2 separate regions of the Homo sapiens genome follow, and region 1 is linked to region 2. A link is a loop called in an ENCODE intact Hi-C map of the cell type or tissue named here. Cell type or tissue: A673. All regions are shown on one strand. Each heading gives the region's core, and the rest is flanking DNA. Links, peaks and the distances in the headings are about the cores only. Region 1 holds the start of LOC105370275 (a long non-coding RNA gene). Region 2 overlaps SPRY2 (sprouty RTK signaling antagonist 2).

Region 1 (9,578 bases), core at 616-8,615, 170 kb before region 2:
TTCAACATCTCTTCCGGTTGAATATTACATGGAATCGGTGAATCTAGTTCAAACCCCAAAGTTTTAATCCTTGTAAGAAGAATATACAGAAACAGTGTCACTTTCCAAGATATTCTTTCCCTGACAAGAAGGATTTTCTAGCACTTTAATCCATAAAGCACCTCTGTGATTAGATTTCAGATTCACTGTCGGTAAAAAGGCCCTATCCAAGGAGACTAACGCACGAAGGTTAAAGATGAAAAATACTGGTTAATTTTTAAGCATGTTAGGATAATTGGGCCCAACATGAGTAAATTGCTTTCATATGAAAGGCTTTGAGCAATTGTTAAATTATAAACATTGAAAATACATTTTCTGCATCCAATCTAAAAAGAAAAGGTTTCCATTTGTACAGCAAATTAGATTCAGGTATTTCTATAGGTCAGCATTTTCTTTCCTTTTCTTTTCTTTTCTTTTTTTTTTTTTTTAAGCAGGGGAAGCTCTTCTGGTACTTGCTGTGTCTGATTCAAAGATGGAAAGGATTTGGTGACTGCGGAAGCCTTTGCCTTGCACTTGTCCCACAGCAATTACGCTGGAAGGGGTCCTAGACTTGTGGGGTGTGGGATGTGGGATAAATTTGGAGAAAGACCACAGTATGTAAACAAAACCTGCCGGTTTTCCAAAATACCTAACCACAAGACTTCACATTTTGGCAGCTAGAAAGAGTCAAATATGCTTTATTCTGAGAACAAATTTTATTCTCAGCGGGGAGAAATATGAATCCCAGTTCAAGCAAGAAACTACCAATAACCAAAATTAAAGGAATTTCGAAATATAGCCTCTGTAGAAAAACCTAGCAAGCCCACATAGTGAGACAATATTAATCAAGAAACTGATGACATCAGTAGAATCCTTGAAGTGTGTGTAGATGTTCAAAATCCTTCAGGCTAAAATCTATGGAAGAAGAGTTATTTCTGGACAGATTATTAGCATTAAACTGGTTACTTTATGTTAATGAAATCTTCTAACTTGCAACATAAATCAAATGACAATGTGAGTCTTTAATAATATGATTTTTAAGTTTGTAATGTTCTTAAAAAATTATATGTCATTGTTATATGGCTTGGCCCATCAGACACTTTAAAACAATTAGAAAGTCAAAAATAGATCATCTATTTGAAAACATGATTATATTTTCCTAGAATTTCAATATTGTTGCTGATTAGAGAAAACAACTGGTTCAAATCCCAAATAGCTCTAAAGTTGTAGGATATCCACGCCTATAGGTCTTACTGACAACTCACATTTCAAGACGGCCAGGGAAAATGTTCATCTCTGCCTTTTGAAAGGAAATGGGCTGCAGGGTCTTCTTCCTGAGCTGGAGCTATCTTCCAGAGCTATCTTGCCAAGTCTGGAGATCCAAGGAAAGGTAAAAGTTCAGTTGACTTTAGGCGTACTGATGGCATTGCTTTGATTCATTTTCAGTCAGAGAAAAGGGGAAGTATGGACTAAGTGGTGTATGGTACCTTTGCTAAAATTCGAGGTTCAGAAGTGGGTTCTTTAAAATTTCCATAAAGCAAGCAGAGGGTGGGAGCATCTCCAGTTACTATCTCAGAAGGGACTTAGGAACTATAGGTTAGGAACTCTAACTATAAATAATATTGATTTATTAAAATCCTATAGTGATTAGAGATAAAATGCTTTTTTAAAACAGTACATTCATTCACTGATTCTCCCATTTATTCAAGAAATATTTGCTGAATGCTTACTATCAGCCCTTGCCTGGTGTTAACTCATCTGGCATTGAGGATACAACAGTGAACAAAAATGAGACATTCTCTACCCTCATGGAACTAGTCACTGGTTTTCTGTTTGTTTGTTTGTTTGTTTTCTGTTTTGAGACAGTCTCACTGTGTTACCCAAGCTGGAGTGCAGTGGCACAATCTCAGATCACTGCAGCCTCCGCCTCCCGGGTTCAAGCCCCCCGCGTAGCTGGGATTACAGGCATGCACCACCATGTCCAGCTATTTTTGTATTTTTAGTAGAGACGGGGTTTCTGCATGTTGGCTACGATGGTCTCAAACTCCTGGCCTTCAGCCATCTGCTCACTTTGGCCTCCCAAAGTGCTGGGATTACAGGCATGAGCCACTGTGCCCAGCCTAGTCACTGTTATTAATGGCAGGTGTGTAATATATATGCATGAGTGTATGTAGATAAAGATATAGAGATAGAGAGACACAAACTCAGAATTTAAATACCCTCCACTTTTTGGCAGGAAGCCCCAAAGAGTTGAAGAGGAAGAGAGCCATGCTTCCCACCTTCCCACTGTGGAAATTAAGGGGAAATAATCACTCTTTTCCCATCTCCCAGCACCCAAGACCAGACATGCTCTACTCAAGGAATTTGAGCTTTGAGAGTGCATGACAATAGCTCAGAAGCAATAGAAACTTTTCAAGAATTCTGGTACTAAAAGAGTTCTGAATTCAGCAGTCTCAATGGTGAGGTTCTGAACAGACACGAACCCTGGTGTGGTCTGGCTTATCTTGCAGCGGCTTAGCCTCGGGCTTTCTGCCAATTTCCCTTCCTTGATTTCTCGGCAATCTCATCTATCTCTCTCCTATACCTTTTAATGCTCCAGTTTAACAAAGTTGCTTTCCTTGATTTCTCGGCAATCTCATCTATCTCTCTCCTATACCTTTTAATGCTCCAGTTTAACAAAGTTGCTGTTTGATGTTTGCCACCAATAATAGTGACTAGTAGAAGGAGACATTAAACAAACAGTGATGGCATTATTAATTAATTCTAATCATCATAAGTGCTATGAAGGAAAGGTGTTTTTTTTTGTTTTTGTTTTTGTTTTTGGTAGCAAGCAAGAAGATATCTGAGAAGCCTGAGACCCATGCCACAGTTCCCCCAAAGGAGCAAGGGAATGCTGGAAGTTACTGAAGGAGAGGAAAGCATGTAGAATCCCTGGATCCAAGGCAAAGGAAGAAAGCACTAGAATTCAACTTGGGTCTGCAAAAATGAACCACAGGAAGACCTAGACAGGCTTTGGCATCGCTATCATGGTAACCTTTGCTACTCATAAACAACAATTCACAAGAACCTCAGGAAAGATTTGTATTGCTCCCATAACTTCTACACCAAATCCTGATAGGTTATGACTCCTCCATTCACATGATGATAGCCCAGTGCAGGTCCCATCACTTCTCCTCTGGAATCCCATCCCAGATCCTGGCCTTCCACCTTTCAAATCTCTCCTTCTTTTTGCCAGCCAAGAGATTACTCAAAAATACCTAGTATGTTCATGTATGTGATCATGTCAATTCTCTTCCTTAAGTCCTTCAGGGCCACTCAATCACCTAAAGAAGTTCATGCTCCCTAACAGACATAAAAGCACCCCATAATGTGGTCCTGACTGCTTCCCCGGTCTTGCTTCTACCTCTCACCACCTGCAACTTTGCATTCTAGCAACATTGCACTGCTTGAAATTCTTCAACCAGACCAGGTGGTTCCATGTCTCTGTGCCTTTGCTCATGTACTGGGTCCTCTGGACCTGAAACACCCTTTCTCCTACCCCTCTCCATTCTCCCCACTAATTCATCTTTAATGAGTGAGCTCAGATTTCATCTTTTCATTCAAGAACTTTCTTGGAGCCCCTGGGTTGAATAAGGAGCTCCTTTAATAACATGTATATACTTCTATCATAACACCACATTTTATTGAAATAATCTTTTTATGTCTTGGACTTACCCATTAAACTATTAATTCCTAGGGGAAGAAAAAGGTTGTGCCTAATTTATTTTGATATTTTCAGCACCTAGCAAAGTTCCAGCTGAAAATTAGGCTCTTATAAAATATGCTAAACTAAATTATGTGTATAATGTTCTCATTAACATCAGCTACCAAATTATAACTTCTGGCTTTACTGAGGGACTTGATTTAATAATATGGATTCCTAATGTTTCTTCAAGAATTGTCTCTTTCCCCTTATTCTTTGATAATTTTAATAATCAATAGGATCTTCCTAGAAAAGTTAGAGACAGAATTGATGGAGAAAATAGCAAGACAAGAAAAAGAAATATGAGGGAGTGATGTTGCTGTAAAAAAAGATGAGTCACAGATGGAGACATTTGCAAAATGCAGAAGGAAAGAGTAGGAAATGAGGAGGCTTAATTATGGTGCATGATTCAACCACAGATTAGACTGCTGTATCTTCCTTCCAGTTTTCTTCACTTCTATTTAAACTATATAAATCTGGCTTCCTGATGTAATCTATTTCTAGTAATGTATATTTGGCCCTGACGTGTAATTCCTGTCATGGGCCACATCAACCTGTGAAAGACAAAAACCAGATTCCTGACAAGGTTTGGCATGGGAGCCCCTGCCTGAATTCCCCGGGCCACCAGCAAGTAAGACTTGCAAAGGCCCTGGAAGAGGAGCAGGTTCCCAGCTAACTACAAGTCCTCAAGACTCAACTCCTTTCTGCATAAACTCTGCCAATAGTCCTCTATCTTTAACAGAGGAAGAAGGGTTGAAAAGCCAATAGCAGAGGGTTTTGATACTATATGTCCCTGGCTTAACCCCATTTGATAACTTCCCACTTTGTATGACCTTGAGTATGTTGTTTTACTTCTCCAAGCCCAGTTTCCTCATCTCAGAAATAGGGAAGTAACATTGCTTAATTCACAGGGGCTTTTTTAGTGACAAGTGAATGTTGATGTATTTGTGCTGCTCTTAGCACTGTGCCAGGAACGTAATGACTGCATTCAATAAATGATACACATTCATTAATTCTTTCCAGCTGAAATAAATCTATTTTGGCCCATGATGGCCCATTAGGTCTTGTAACATGAGGCCTGACCCCAATACCCTCCTTTTGTGTAACTTGTACTGTATCTTCTAAGTAACCAAGGATGCAGCAAGCTCCTCTGCCCTGCCCTGGTCATCTTCGCAGAGATCATGACTCTCTCACTGTCTGGCCCACAGTATCACTGCCCCTCTGGAGCACTGGAATGATCCTGCTAACACCTAGGAAGATCCGTCTGTAAAGTATGCTAGACTTACCGCATTTGTACTTTCAACCTTTGAGAGTTTGTATGCATCTATGTGTGCTGCTACATGGCTCATGTGTAGAAGCAAGTACTTAGCCAGTGAGTAAGCCTGACTGACTGTTCAGCCTCTACATCTTAATTAGTTTTTGTGAATTTAGGGATTCTGGATGTCTCAAAATGTTTCCTTTGCAAATGTCAAGGGTACCATGTATGTAGAGCCCAATCTTCCAAAAAAAGCTCCATATGTCAGCTAGAAACAGAAGTATCTTAACTGAGTGAAGGTTGGAGGTTCCTGCATGAGGTTTCCACAAATGGGTTGTAGAAGGTCTTGGATTCTACAAGGTCTCGGTTTCTCTTAGGAGACCTTGGTCTCCTAAGGTCTTGATCTCTCTGGCAAAGTTAGTCCATAGTCATGACCCCTTTATGCTTCCTGCTGTTGGTAGATGTCATAGAAACCTAGCAAACAGTCAAATAGCACACTACCAAGACTGCCAGAGTAGGATTTCTTTTTAAAACCCAACATTTCTGGGCACATGCAAATGTCATTTCCTCTGTGAATGTGAAGTCCCCTCGGACTTTTCTCTTTTCTTTTTTTCTTTTTTTTTTTTTTTAGATGGAGCTCTGCTCTTGTCACCCAGTCTGGAGTACAACGGCATGATCTCATCTCACTACAACCTCCACCTCCTGGGTTCAAGCGATTCTCCTGCCTCAGCCTCCTGAGTGGCTGGGATTACAGGTACCCACCACCACGCCCAGCTAATTTTTTTGGATTTTTAGTAGAGACAGGGTTTCTCCATGTTGGCCAGGCTGGTCTCAAACTCCTGACCCCAGGTGATCCGCCCGCCTCAGCCTCCCAAAGAGCTGGGATTACAGGCATGAGCCACTGCACCTGGCCGGACTTTTCTCAAATAGTGTTCGCTATTTCATACTCTGTGCTTCCAGAGCACTCTATGCACAACTCATTACAGCATTATAGCATTTTAGCTGTGGGTCTTTTAGTCAGGGCCATCCTAATAAAGACCATAGTGGGTGGCTTATAAACAACAGAAATTTGTTTCTCACAGTTCTGGAAGCTGGAAGTCTGAGACCAAGGTGCCAGCATGGTCAGGCTCTGGTGAGGGCCCTTTTTCAGATCTCAGCCTGCCATCGTCTCATTTATACTCATGCTGGGGAAAGAGAACAAGAGAGGTCTCTGGGGTTCCTTTTACTGGAGATCTAATCCCCTTCCTGAAGGGATTTTATCTAATCCCCCACCTTCATGACTAATTACCTCCCAAAGGTCCCATCTCCTAATCACATCACATCGGGAGTTAGGATTTCAGCATATGAATTTCAGGGAAACACAAACGTTTAGTCCATAGCGGTCTCCTTCACCAGCCTTAGCTACTTGATAACAGAGACTCTATTTTAATCTTCATATCCCTAGTGCTTATCTTCTACAGTTTTTGGCATGTGGTTATTTCTTAATAATTTTTTTCCCCATAAGAATGAGCCAGGGAAGGCAGTACTCACAATGTGCTAGCAACTCTCCAAGCCATACTTCTATGGAATTGGGTAATACCTGCTAATTCCATAGAACAGAAAGTGGATAGATTACACAGCCCTAATTTTAGCTGTGGAGAGTTTTCCTGGACTCCTTATACAAGGGGATTCTCCCTAACCTTTCCTAGTGCCCCCTAGATTGACATCTCCTAAGGTCTTAGTTTCTCTGGCAAAGTTAGTCCACAAGGCATACTCTCATTATGCTTCCTGCTGTTGGTAGATGTCATAGAAACCTAGCAAATAGTCAGGTAGCACACTGCCAAGGCTGTCAGAATAAGATTTATATTTTCAAAAAATTCTCAAAGATAGGAGCAAAAGCAGGCGTGCCCTTCTCTTGTGACCTGTCACATCCTAGGGCAGTACACAGAGACTCCCAAAAGTCTAGTCTCCAGAGGAAGAGCCTCAGACCTTTAAACTGAGTGACTGGGAAATACCAGCCCCTCCTCTGGCACAATCAGGGGCTGGGATCTCATAGCCACATGATGGACGAAATCTTAGCTCCAACCCTGGTCCATCAGCCAAGCACTTACCATTAGGGAAGGAAATATTCTGGGGTCCAAACTGTATGGCTGCAGATATATAATATGGCAGGTCAGTGGCATGGTTTGTACTGCAGCATTCATGGCTGGAGTAGCACCAGCCCCTCCCCTGGCATAATCAGTGATCTTGAGATCACAGCTTACATGCTGTGGTAGGCAGGTGACCTTTTTGGCCACTTCGAGGTTCATGACCTGAATTACTCAACTGTGGCTGCTTTCACGTAGCTTTGCAGGAGGAAAGCCTAGGGGCGATTAGTACTGGACAAGTTAAACCCTGGTCTTTCAATGGACTTAGTCAATCCTTGTATGGTCTTGACTCATTAGCATCTGCTAATCCCTCTGAGTCTGAGTAAAATTAATCGGTCAAATTCACATTGAATTACTTCTTAAAAACAAAGTTATTAACACTCCTGTCTCTAAAATTAAAAGTGATCATTAAGCCTGCAAGGGTAGCAGCACCGTCTAACAGCCCAATGCATCTCTAGTGCCTATGCTACTGCTTTTGTTGAGTGAACGAAAGAATATTTTTAATTATGGGAATTAGACATCATTTTGGTTTGACTTTAAATAAAATGGGATTCAAATGTGTTTGCTATTTCCTAAAAGTAAATGATCCTGACAACTATAATGAGTAGTATTTAAAAAGGTCATCATTTTTATACCCTACCTCTCTACTCACCCCAGCAATCAAATAGTACCCTAATATCTACTTCCTGTCACGTGTTAAGTTTATCTAGAATAAAGGGCCATGGATTTAGTGAGAATCTAAGAAACAGCAGGAGCACGCAGGTCCTGCTTCACTAAAGAAAATTCATCTCCAGGTAGGCGCAGTGGCTCACACCTGTAATCCCAGCACTCTGGGAGGCCAAAGCAGGCAGATCACTTGAGGTCAGGAGTTTGACACCAGCTTGGCCAACATGATGAAACCCTGCCTCTACTGAAAATACAAAACTTAGCCAGGCGTGATGGCGGACACCTGTAATCCCAGCTACTTGGGAGGCTGAGGCACAAGAATCGCTTGAACCTGGGAGGTGGAGGTTGCCATGAGCTGAGATCACGCCACCATACTCCAGCCTGGGTGACAGAGACAGACTCAGTCTCAAAAAAAACGAAATTCATCTCCAATCATTGGAGGCATCATTGGAGGGCTTACTTACATCAGGAGCCTGCAAGGGGCATTTTCCAGACCTCCTGTCATGACAGCATGTCCTTATAAGATGGCACATTAGAATCAGCTGGAGATTTGATAAAAACAAACTAACAAACAACAACCAGATTTAGACCCCATTCCTAAAGATTCTAATTTAATTGGTTTGGGGTGGGGTGTGGGTATGACTGTAATCTGAAGGCAAACCATGTGTAAGCTGAATATGGTTTGTGCTGCTGCTGAGAACTACACAATACAAAGCATTGCCTGCATCTTGATGCCAATGTGGGAACTGATTTTCACTGTTTATATAGAAATAAAGTAAATACAGAAACCCAGAGCATTTAGAAATTTTTATAGTAAACTTACTGGGTAAATTATGTCTTTTAAATCTAATAAGAAGGTATCAAATATTATATTTCTAGTCTCTTATTTTTCATGTTATTTCATTTTTCTAGTAACAAAATTCATTTGTATTGTATTTAAAACAATACCAATTCATAATGGATTAAATATTAAAAACCGAAAAACCTAGCCCTTCACCTCAGTTTGCTCTATCTCTGTCTGTCTCTGTTTCTCTCTCACTCTCTCTCTCTGTCACTCACATATACACACACACACACACACACACACACACACCCCACACAGCAGAACTAGCAGAGAAGAGCAATAGTTACCAGCCTTCTTTGAGAATTTAGTCTGCTCTTTATTGCTCTGTCCCTGGCTCCCAGGGACAAAAAAGGGGGAAAGAAGAAAAATAAAAGAGGAAGAAAAGAAAAAAAAAGAGAAGAAATAAAAGGAAGAAAGGAGACAACAAAAGAAAAAAGAAGGAAAAAAGAAGGAGGGAAGGAAGGAAGGAACGGAGGGAGGGAGGGAAGAAGGGAGGAAGGGAGGGAGGGAGGGAAGGAAGTAGGGAGAAGGAAGAGAGTCATCTCACATTGACTGTGGCAATGCTGTATAAATTGATATTACAGGCCTTTCTTCTCACAGCCAGGAGAAGGTGGAGTGAATCTGTATACAGCATTTTTAGGGTCTGTATCTTCCCTTGCTCTGCACTTGTGTTCTGATGGTTTCAAGTTATTCTCCAATATGGTATTGACTCAAAACGTTGACTCAGAGAACTGGATTAGAGGAAGTACATTGAACTGGGAACCGAAAGCCTTGAGTTCCACTCTTATTCTGCCATTAACCAGCAGTGTGATGTGGGAAAGCTGCCAGATTGGTGAACTCCAGCTTTTTCATCAGAAGATGAAAGAGTAGGGCTTGACCCTTTTTAAGCATTGTGCCATAGTTGTATTTTGTTTCAAGCTTTTGCCT
Region 2 (9,578 bases), core at 843-8,842:
ATGAGCAGTCATTCCTCATTTGCTTGTTCATAGTCATAGATCTAACGAATGCTTTTTCCCTATCTACCATAATACCTTTTACACTGAAGATACACAATAAATACTAAATTAGTGACAAGTAATTACACTCTGGGCCTATAGTTTTGGTTGTTCATGTAAAAGGGCAAAGAAACAGATGACACATTATCAGAGTCACATCATGTGACTTTTCACAGATGGTTTGAAGTAAACCAGTACTCTGTAAAATAATTCATATTTTCAGTATTTCCAAAGTTTAAGCTTACACTTACAGTTCAAACAAAACTAAATCAATTAGGCTCTATCCTAATGGTGTGTAGGTCAGAGTCCAGGTGACATCAAGACCTAAATGCAAATGTTGATTGTGTGGTTGCCCATGTTCCTGGAGTCAGTTACTCACTACTAGAGTCATGTGTCAGAGACAAACATCTCTTGGGGCATCCTAGCCATTAGCTTTGCCAACAGAGCAGGTACTAAATTTATCCAAAGGCTTTGTATGTGCTATTGCTTGATACATGCTAGGCTGCTTGGTCACTACATTTTATAATGTTCACAGTGGCCATTAGATATGCAAATTTTTTGTTTTGTTTTGTTTTGTTTTTGTGGCAGAGTCTTGCACTGTCATCTGGGCTGGAGTGCAATGGCATGATCTCGGCTCACTGCAACCTCCCGAGTTTTCCTGTCTCAGCCTCCCGAATAGCCTCTCGAATAGCTGGGATTACAGGCACACACCACTACACCCGGCTAATTTTTTGTATTTTTAGTAGAGACGGGGTTTCACTATGTTGGCCAGACTGGTCTCAACCTCCTGACCTTGTGATCCGCCGGCCTCAGCCTCCCAAAGTGCTGGGATCACAGGCATAAGTCACCACACCCAGCCTAGATATGCAAACTTAAATGCTGTTCTGAACTTACAAACATGACTTTCTAATAGGAAACTCAGGAGCGGCCTTCTAGTGTGAGTAGCTACAGATATATTTTGGCTATTTTATGACTACTTTGGAGGAGGAAATCTGCGTTTGAGGCCAGGATGGGTGCACTATGCCTACTAGGAATCTGGAGAAATGAGAGATGATACAAACATGATATTTATTGGAACCCTGCTTGACTGTAAACACTATTGGTGCAAGTCAATAAACTAGATTTTATTTGGAGCAAAAACTGTTCCAAAAATGAAAGTTGCATTGGCCTAGGAACTGGAGAGGGTCACATAGGTTTTGAGAGGCATGTGAGCCTGAGCAGCCAGGTCTCGGGTATTTTTTGACAAGGGCAGAATTGCTCCAAAGCTCAACCACTTCTTTTCACAATATCATTTACACTTTTTTTTTTTTTTTGCCCCCCTAACTTGATTATTTCCAATTCATCCTTCTCTAGGTTCAGAAGCAAGCTAAAACTATGGGTTAATGGCAAAAGGTAAATTCCAGCAAGAACTGGAAGAACAAGAATAGACAGATCTTTTCAACTTGTTTCTTAGTTCTACATCTTGAAAAAGTATTTTTTTATTTGTATTTTTTTAAGGGAAGATTTTAGTGAGTCATGAATCTTAAAATTAAGAATAAACATAGCGACTGGGCGCAGTGGCTCACGCCTGTAATCCCAGCACTTCGGGAGGCCGAGGCGGGCAGATCACCTGAGGTCAGGAGTTCGAGACCAGCCTGACCAACATGGAGAAACCCCGTCTCTACTAAAAATACAAAATTAGCCGTGTGTGGTGGCACATGCCTATAATCCCAGCTACTCAAGAGGCTAAGGCAGGAAAATCACTTGAACCCAGGAGGTAGAGGTTGCGGTGAGCTGAGATCATGCCCCTACACTCCACCCTGGGCAAGAAGAGCAAAACTCCATCTCCAAAAAAAAAAAAAAAAGAATGCACATAGCAACATGTAGTTGTTCACATATTCATTAAACACCTCTACAATTCATTTTAGGATGTGGATATGGGATGGTGAGCATAGTTTTATTTAATGAGTGATGCTAATTCTGTTGCAACTGTCTTAGCAAAAACTCTTGAGGTATTTAAGTATCTGAAACCATTGCAAAGACATGGCGATCAAACCAACTAACGAGAATGCATCAACGTTTCCCTCAATTTCTGCACTCTCATAGCATCTTGCTTGTGCTTCTAAGTCCTGTCTTGCATTAGAGTTGCTACCGCTTTCCTTTTGCATTAGATCAACTAGCCCAGTAATTTGTAAGCAGTAGGCATCCAAAAACTAGGTTGAAATGCCAAATTTATATTTCTGTGCCCAAATTCTCTTCCAAGTGAGTCCTTGTATTAAGTCAAATTATTTATTCATCTCTGTGTATTAGCAACTGTTTTGAGAAATAAATTCATAAGTGATGCTGAAGCCTTACATGTCTCATCTAGCCAAGCCAGAGGCCAAGGCTTCTTTCTAATCTCCTTTAACAGTTTATTTAAAAAAAAAAAAGTATGAGTTGCCAAATAAGACTGACTTTTAAAAATTATTTAAGTCAATCAATCAAAATGTAGTATTAAATAAAAATGTAAAATATTTGCTAGGCGTGGAAAAAAGTTTAAATGTTACTTTTTTCCTCTTTTGCTATATTTCTATCTCCCTTTTTTCTTCTTTGATTGTAAATTAAATGAATGTATTAAGTTAAATTTTGACCAGAGGTGCAGTATCATCAGCGGTATTCACATTTTGCCTCTCATTATTCACACAGTTGTCTCTTGTGGTGAAAAGGGAGTGGCAGTGTGGTGTACAAATAAAATCTACAGTATAGGACATATACAGTCTTACTCTTATCCTCTTGTGAATGGCCAAACCCATGATGAAATACTCCAGATGTATAGCTTTACTCTGATGATCAGTTTTATGTCAAATCAGATAGGCCTTGTTAAAATTCTAATCTGATCTCCACTCAATGGAGACCCACCCTTAGTATGTCATAAAGAAGTGAGGCATTAGACCAAATTAAAATAGAAATTAACATGACTTTTGCCTTAACGGATATTGCAAACCAGAGACTGGATACTGATACAATAATGACGTGACTAGTTAATAACCTACTATTATATGTTTTCTTTATGAAAACAATGTAAAATATTCTCCACAAGTTGACAGACCTGTTTTTGAGCTGTACAAATTCAGCCCATTTTCAAAGTTGAAACTTCTGTGTTTATACCCTGGTCCTTGTGCACATTTAGGAGAGGAAGACAAATGGCCAATTGTGGGTATGACTTCAAGTGAAACTCTAAAACCATTAAACCTTTGAAAATTTTGACCTAAATGCTTAAAAGTTAATAAATTACATCAAACCCATCAACTGCCTATCAAATACCTTACAGCACTGTGCAAGAGCAAATTCATTTATCTGACATCATCAGTACCTTAACTTACATATCCTGGAGTCAAGTAGTCCTTGAGACAGAAGTATACTGAAGAAAGAAGTTATGCAAAAAGTTTGGTTGGGATTACTTGCCTGGGTTTTGGCTTTCTTCTTTCACAGACAATCCCCAGAGCAAGCTACAACATGGCAGAAATTTGGCAGGGCCTTAAAATCTCCTCCTCAAAACACATAAATGAATGTTTTAAGTAACAACAATCAAGTTGTCATTCTTATATGAATCTCAAATATAGAGCATCCACAGGTTTAAAAAAAATTAAAAAGCAAGAAACCACAAAAATGATTAAAATTCCCCTAAATGCTTAGCAGTTATGTTTGCATTATCATCATACTTTTACTCTATCACATCAAAATAATGGCCATTGGATTACAAATTTATCATGTTATAATTTTTCATGAACTTTAAATAGAGATTAAGAAATTGAGGTTATTCCTCCATATTTTTTCCCAAGTGAGATAATTTGCAACATTAAAACAGTTATTTTTGGCCAAGTGTGATGAATCACCTGAGATCAGGAGTTCGAGACCAGCCTGGTCAACATGGCAAAACACAATCTCTACTAAACATACAAAAATTAGCTAGGCATGGTGGCGTGCCCCTGTAGTCCCAGCTACTTGGGAGGCTGAGGTAGGAGAATGGCTTGAACCCGGGAGGCAGAGGTTGCAGTGAGCCAAAATCCCACCACTGCACTCCAGTCTGGGCAACACAGCAAAACTCTGCCTCAAAAAATAATAACCTAAAAAATAAATAAAATTGCTGGGTGCGGTGGCTCATGCCTGTAATCTCAGCACTTTGGGAGGCTGAGGTGGGCAGATCACCTGAGGACAGGTGTTCAAGACCAGCGTGACCAACATAGTGCAACCCCATCTCTACTGAAAATACAAAAATTAGCCGGGCATGGTGGTGCGCACCTGTAATCCCAGCTATTCAGGAGGCTGAAATGAAGCAGGAGACTCTCTTGAACCCGGCAGGCAGTGGTTGCAGTGAGTTGAGATGGCGCCACTGCACTCCAGCCTGGGTTACAGAGCAAGACTTTGTCTCAAAAAATAAAAATAAAAATAAGAAATTATTTTTAATGCAGTGAATGAGTGCCAGTTGCTTTTAATCTATTAGACATAAATATTTAATCTTCCATATTTTGAAAATTAATTCTATGCTGGTATATAGATAAAGTCAACATTTAACAGGTTAGTTGGAAGCTTCTTGAAAAATCCAATTTTCTTTTTTTTTTTTTTTTTTTTAAGACAGAGTCTTACTCTGTTGTCCAGGCTACAGTGCAGTGACACGATCTTGGCTTACTTCAACCTCCACCTCCCAGGTTCAAGCAATTCTCCGGCCTCAGCCTCTCAAGTAGCTGGGATTATAGGTGCCTGATACCATGCCCACTAATTTGTATTTTTAGTAGAGACGGGGTTGCATCATGTTGGCCAGGTTGGTCTCAAACTCCTGACCTCAAGTGATTCACTTGCCTCAGCCTCCCAAAGTGTTGGGATTACAGGCGTGAGCCACCATGCCTGGGCTCCAATTTTCTTATTTATCTTTAAACAAATTATTTTCATAGGACTTAATATACTTAATTCAAATCCTCTTCAAATTTCAGTTGACTATCACTTTATGCTCAATATTCAAACCAATGAGTTATACTTTAGAGATCAGAGCCCATTAAAAAACTGAATTAGAGGCCGGGCGCGGTGGCTCACGCCTGTAATCCCAGCACTTTGGGAGGCGGAGGCGGGCGGATCACGAGGTCAGGAAATCGAGACCATCCTGGCTAACACGGTGAAACCCCGTCTCTACTAAAAATACAAAAAAATTATCCGGGCGTGGTGGCGGGTGCCTGTAGTCCCAGCTAGCCGGGAGGCTGAGGCAGGAGGATGGCGTGAACCCGGGAGGCGGAGCTTGCAGTGAGCCGAGATCGCGCCACTGCACTCCAGCCTGGGCGACAGAGCGAGACTCCGTCTCAAAAAAAAAAAAAAAGAAAACCAAGTTAGAAAGCAATTCCTAGGTCAGTAGTTGCCACACTGCACATAATCACTTGTAGAATGATTAAAAATGCTAATTTCTAGGCCACACCATCAGATTCTGACTCAGTAACTATGGGAAGAGGTTCTTACTTTTTCAATAAACACTCAATGACATCTGATGCAATATGTCTAAGAATACTTTGAAAGCCACTTATGCGGTGAAAAAAAAATATTTAACTCACAATTTTTATACCAAAAAGAGCTCTGTCAATGCACATGGCAGTTTTTGATGAACAAACCTAATCAGTCAAAATTTTTGTGCTTTACACATCTTGAAAACTACATAATGAATAAGAAACCCTACCCTATTCTCCAGCAACGGAATTCTTCCTTAGACCACCAGGGTGACGTTTTAAGAGTGTTAGAATTGAAACATTCAGTAACTCAAAGTTGAAGCTTAAATCATTTCTAAGTTAACTATGTTTCTTGGAGGAAGTCAGAGGAAATTGAAGGTCCTTAGAGCAATGTCTTAATGTAGGAGGCTATATAGTTCCTTGAAAGCCAATTTTAAAAAACATAACAGAAGACAACCTGTGCTAAGAAGGAGCCTCAGAACAGGAAACAAGAGATTAAACAATAATGACAGATAAATTATTTTCTAGACTTCCAGTGACTCTTGGCAGCAAAAGTACAAACTTTTGGAAAAAAAAAAAACAAACATCAGCCACAAAGTGACTAATCAAGTGACTTAAAACCTAGTATTTGTCAAGATGGGCTTGCAGCAGCTTGCTGTACCTTTGCTTCTAAAAGACAGCTCCAAGCACACTGACTCTCATGCTGCATCTTTTTCCCAGAGCAACAATTTTCTGAATAATCTGATTGAATAAGTCAGGGCCTTAAATTGGCCTTCTTTGTCTTGAGTAAGACCAATATCAGATCAAATTTTATGATACCAAATACCAGAATCAAAGCAAGTTCTTTTTTTCATGTCTTTTCTAACATAAGGAATTAGGTAAAATGGTGATGTTTCAGAGTCAAAAATTAAACAGACTGGAAAAAACACTGCCACGATCAGCTAAGTCAAGAAAATATTTTTGGCCTTAATTTTAAGAACTGATCTGTGAATACTGCATGTCTGAGACACAGGTGACATTCAATAAATGTTTATTGAGCTAAACTCATTTCACTAGTTTTGAATTATCCTCATGGAATTAATCCTTGATACTGTATATAAAGAAAAAGCTTAACTGTTAATTTTTAAGGAAAGTCTCCTGAATCAAAGATTTAAAAAAAAAAACCAAAAAAAAACCTCTGCAGAACAAACACAAGTCAGATAATCTGCAAAAAAAAAAAAGGGGGTGGGGGAACAAGAACAATGATATAGCTAAAATCAGCTCCCATATAAGTACAGATAGTAAGTTAAATGTTCTCTTGATTGCTAGAATTGTCTCTGAAAAATCATCAAATCCAGCTTACTTTAAAGCGGCAATCATAAAATAATTCTATAGACAAGTGATTAACTATTTCATTAAAATGTTACCCTTAACATAAAATGTAGTTTCTTACACTTGAAAGAAACAAGATAAAAGAAGACAAAACAGCTCAGTTTAATTTCAAACGTTAATATATTTTCTATTTTATATTGGACATATGCATCTGTAACCCCTCATTTGCAGCAACTATCACATCCTCATAAAAGGGGCAAAATTTGTAAGATGCCTCTTAAAATAAATATTCTTTTTTATAAAATAATAAAACTTCAAATAAATATTCTTTACACTAAACAATATGTTGAAAAAATTAGAAAATAAAGGTTGAATTTTACTGTAACTGTACAATATACATGAAGTCCAAAGGGAAATCAGAGTCTTACAATAAAGGCTTTCTGTAAGGCAAAATACAATCTAAAAACATACTGATTGATTCACATTCTTCCGAATGTACAACATATTAGTATAATATTTTGTGTCTGTGCCATGTAGTATGGCACAACTTGTTTTTCACAGTTGCAAATATTATTGTATATACAAAAATATAGCACATTCTCTCTGGAGAAAACAATGGAAAAAAGTCATCTGCTAATTTACAAGTTTTGCAAGTACTATTCACAAACAAAAACTTTGCCTAGGAGTGTCTGTGTTGCTTTAGCTTATGCAATACATGGGTCACCAAGTTCTGTATCTCATACTTTGAGCTCCATTAGCTGAGTTCTAACAAGCATATCAGTTAAAACGGCACATGGACAAAAAGCATTTCACCGCAAACAGCAAAGACTATCCCACCTTTCTATTAACAGTGCCAAGATTATAACTGTTTAGTTGGTTGCATATGTGTATTAAAAAAAGAAAGAAAAAATCCTCATTACTGTAATATTCCTGATTAATGATGCTATGTTGGTTTTTCAAAGTTCCTAGGGGGGACAGTGGGAACTTTGCAGCAAACTGTGTTTGAGTTTTTACAGCGGCAACCAGGCCTGTTAACCCGGTCATAACACCCCTGGCACAATTTAAGGCAACCCTTGGCTGGAAGGTAACACCATAAACAAGGCAAAAAGAGGGACATGACACCCATGGCTGACCATCGTGTACAACAGTGAGACTGGCTGCAAGAACATGGGTTGTCAGCACAGTTGTCCTCATCATCATTAGAACAGTGATAGAAGAGACCTTTCACACAGCATACACAAGTCCCATAGTCAATCACGTTCTGGGCCGAGCAAAGGCACTGCTTGTCGCAGATCCAGTCTGATGGCAGAGGCCTTGGGTAGGTGCACTCCTTACATTTGCACTTGCCACAGTCCTCACACCTGTAGGCGTGCAGGCCCAAATCTTCCTTGCTCAGTGGCTTAAGCTCACCTGGCTTGAGCTCAGATTTGGGTTGCACCCGGATTATGCCATCAGCAACAGGCCCGGAGGAGAAGGATGATCCTAGCAGTCTCTGTTCAGAGGAGCTGCTGCTGGTACTTGTCCTCGTACTGCTCCGCGACCCTGAGCTGACCGTGCTTATGGATCTGGACAGAGGGGCTCGTGCAGAAGAATGGACCTGCGAGTGCTGGAGCCTAGGAGGCTGGCGGTGCTCAGGCAGACCGTGGAGTCTCTCGTGTTTGTGCTGAGTGGAGGGGCGAGGAGCAGGCTTGAGCCCAGGTCTTGGGACGACAGTAGGCCCCTCTGTGTACTCATTGGTGTTTCGGATGGCTCTGATCTGATCCAGAGACAAGACATGTACCTGCTGGGTGAGGGCGTCTCTGGGGTCGGGCTCCCCACGCTGTCTGCCACCGTCACGGGGCGTCTGCAGCAAGGGCTGCGACCCGTTGCCACTCTGAGCTCTGGCCTCCATCAGGTCTTGGAAGTGTGGTCACTCCAGCAGGCTTAGAACACATCTGAACTCCTGAGGAAGCCAAGAGGAAAGAACGGTTGATACTCTAAGATACTTCCCACTCTCCACCCACCTGAATTGACTCCTCACTTCCCACTTTCCCTAGAGAAACAGGATTTGAAATGGAATGGCAGTAGGGAGGTATTAGCCATATGATCAACAACGCATGTACCCAAAAGTAAAAATTACGGCGGGCTACTGACAATTCTGTAATCCTGTGATGTACAACAATACAAAACTGATCTTTGAGTCACTTAAGTAAGAATTCCTTATTCAAAGAAACATACAATTTGTAAGGTTCAGGTTCAACGTAAAAATCGCAAGGAAGTATTGCTGGAATATAACACTGCTACCAATGTTTTCAAAAGTTGAAAATCCTTTCAAAATTTGAAATAGGTTTCCATTTGTCATAGTCATTTTTGCCTTAAGCGTTAATAATGCAACCTAGAAGATTCTTTCTTGGTTCTTAATTTTTACTTTTACATCAAACACTTTAACTGTGACGTATACGGCATTCTGTAACTTTTTCAAACCAGGTAGAATGAATATGGCATGCAAAAAAGTAAATACCCAAATTCTACAACAATCATGCCATTTTTTATTAATTGTATAGTAGCACAAAGTTATAGAACTAAAAGCAAATCAAATCCTATTAGGTGCCAGAAACACATTAAAGCAAACTTAACAAGAAGAAGACATGAATTTATTTTCAACTTCTCAACAACTTAAGAATTAACTATTTTACAGTCTGATAGCCTAGAACACCACCTTAGATTCTGCAGCTAAAAGGTTGTTCTCCCTGCTAATTGAGAACACAAACGAAGTGATAATAACCAGAAAAGCGTTTTAAA

What was found. A loop is a pair of places that touch in the nucleus more often than their neighbours do. Peaks named below come from ENCODE experiments on the same cell type or tissue, not always from the same donor. Only the 100,000 strongest peaks of a DNase experiment are listed, where the experiment ranks them.
Region 1: a loop joins it to region 2, with 2.2 times the contacts of the local background. A loop is called at or near these places in 2 of 110 quality-filtered maps.

What each region holds. Positions count from the first base shown.
Region 1 is chr13:80,164,017-80,173,594 of GRCh38, forward strand. It overlaps LOC105370275 (a long non-coding RNA gene), which reads right to left and starts at 2,378. Exons shown (of 3, transcript XR_942116.3): 1 at 2,298-2,378; 2 at 1,284-1,390. In A673, for the core only: no CTCF peak of the experiment used is centred there; a DNase peak (open chromatin) is centred at 4,255.
Region 2 is chr13:80,329,018-80,338,595 of GRCh38, forward strand. It overlaps SPRY2 (sprouty RTK signaling antagonist 2), which reads right to left. Exons shown (of 2, transcript NM_005842.4): 2 at 6,959-8,739. The coding sequence starts at 8,688. The coding sequence ends at 7,741. Among named protein-coding and RNA genes, the nearest start is that of SPRY2, 7.3 kb to the right of the region's middle. In A673, for the core only: a CTCF peak has its summit at 5,784; a DNase peak (open chromatin) is centred at 5,994.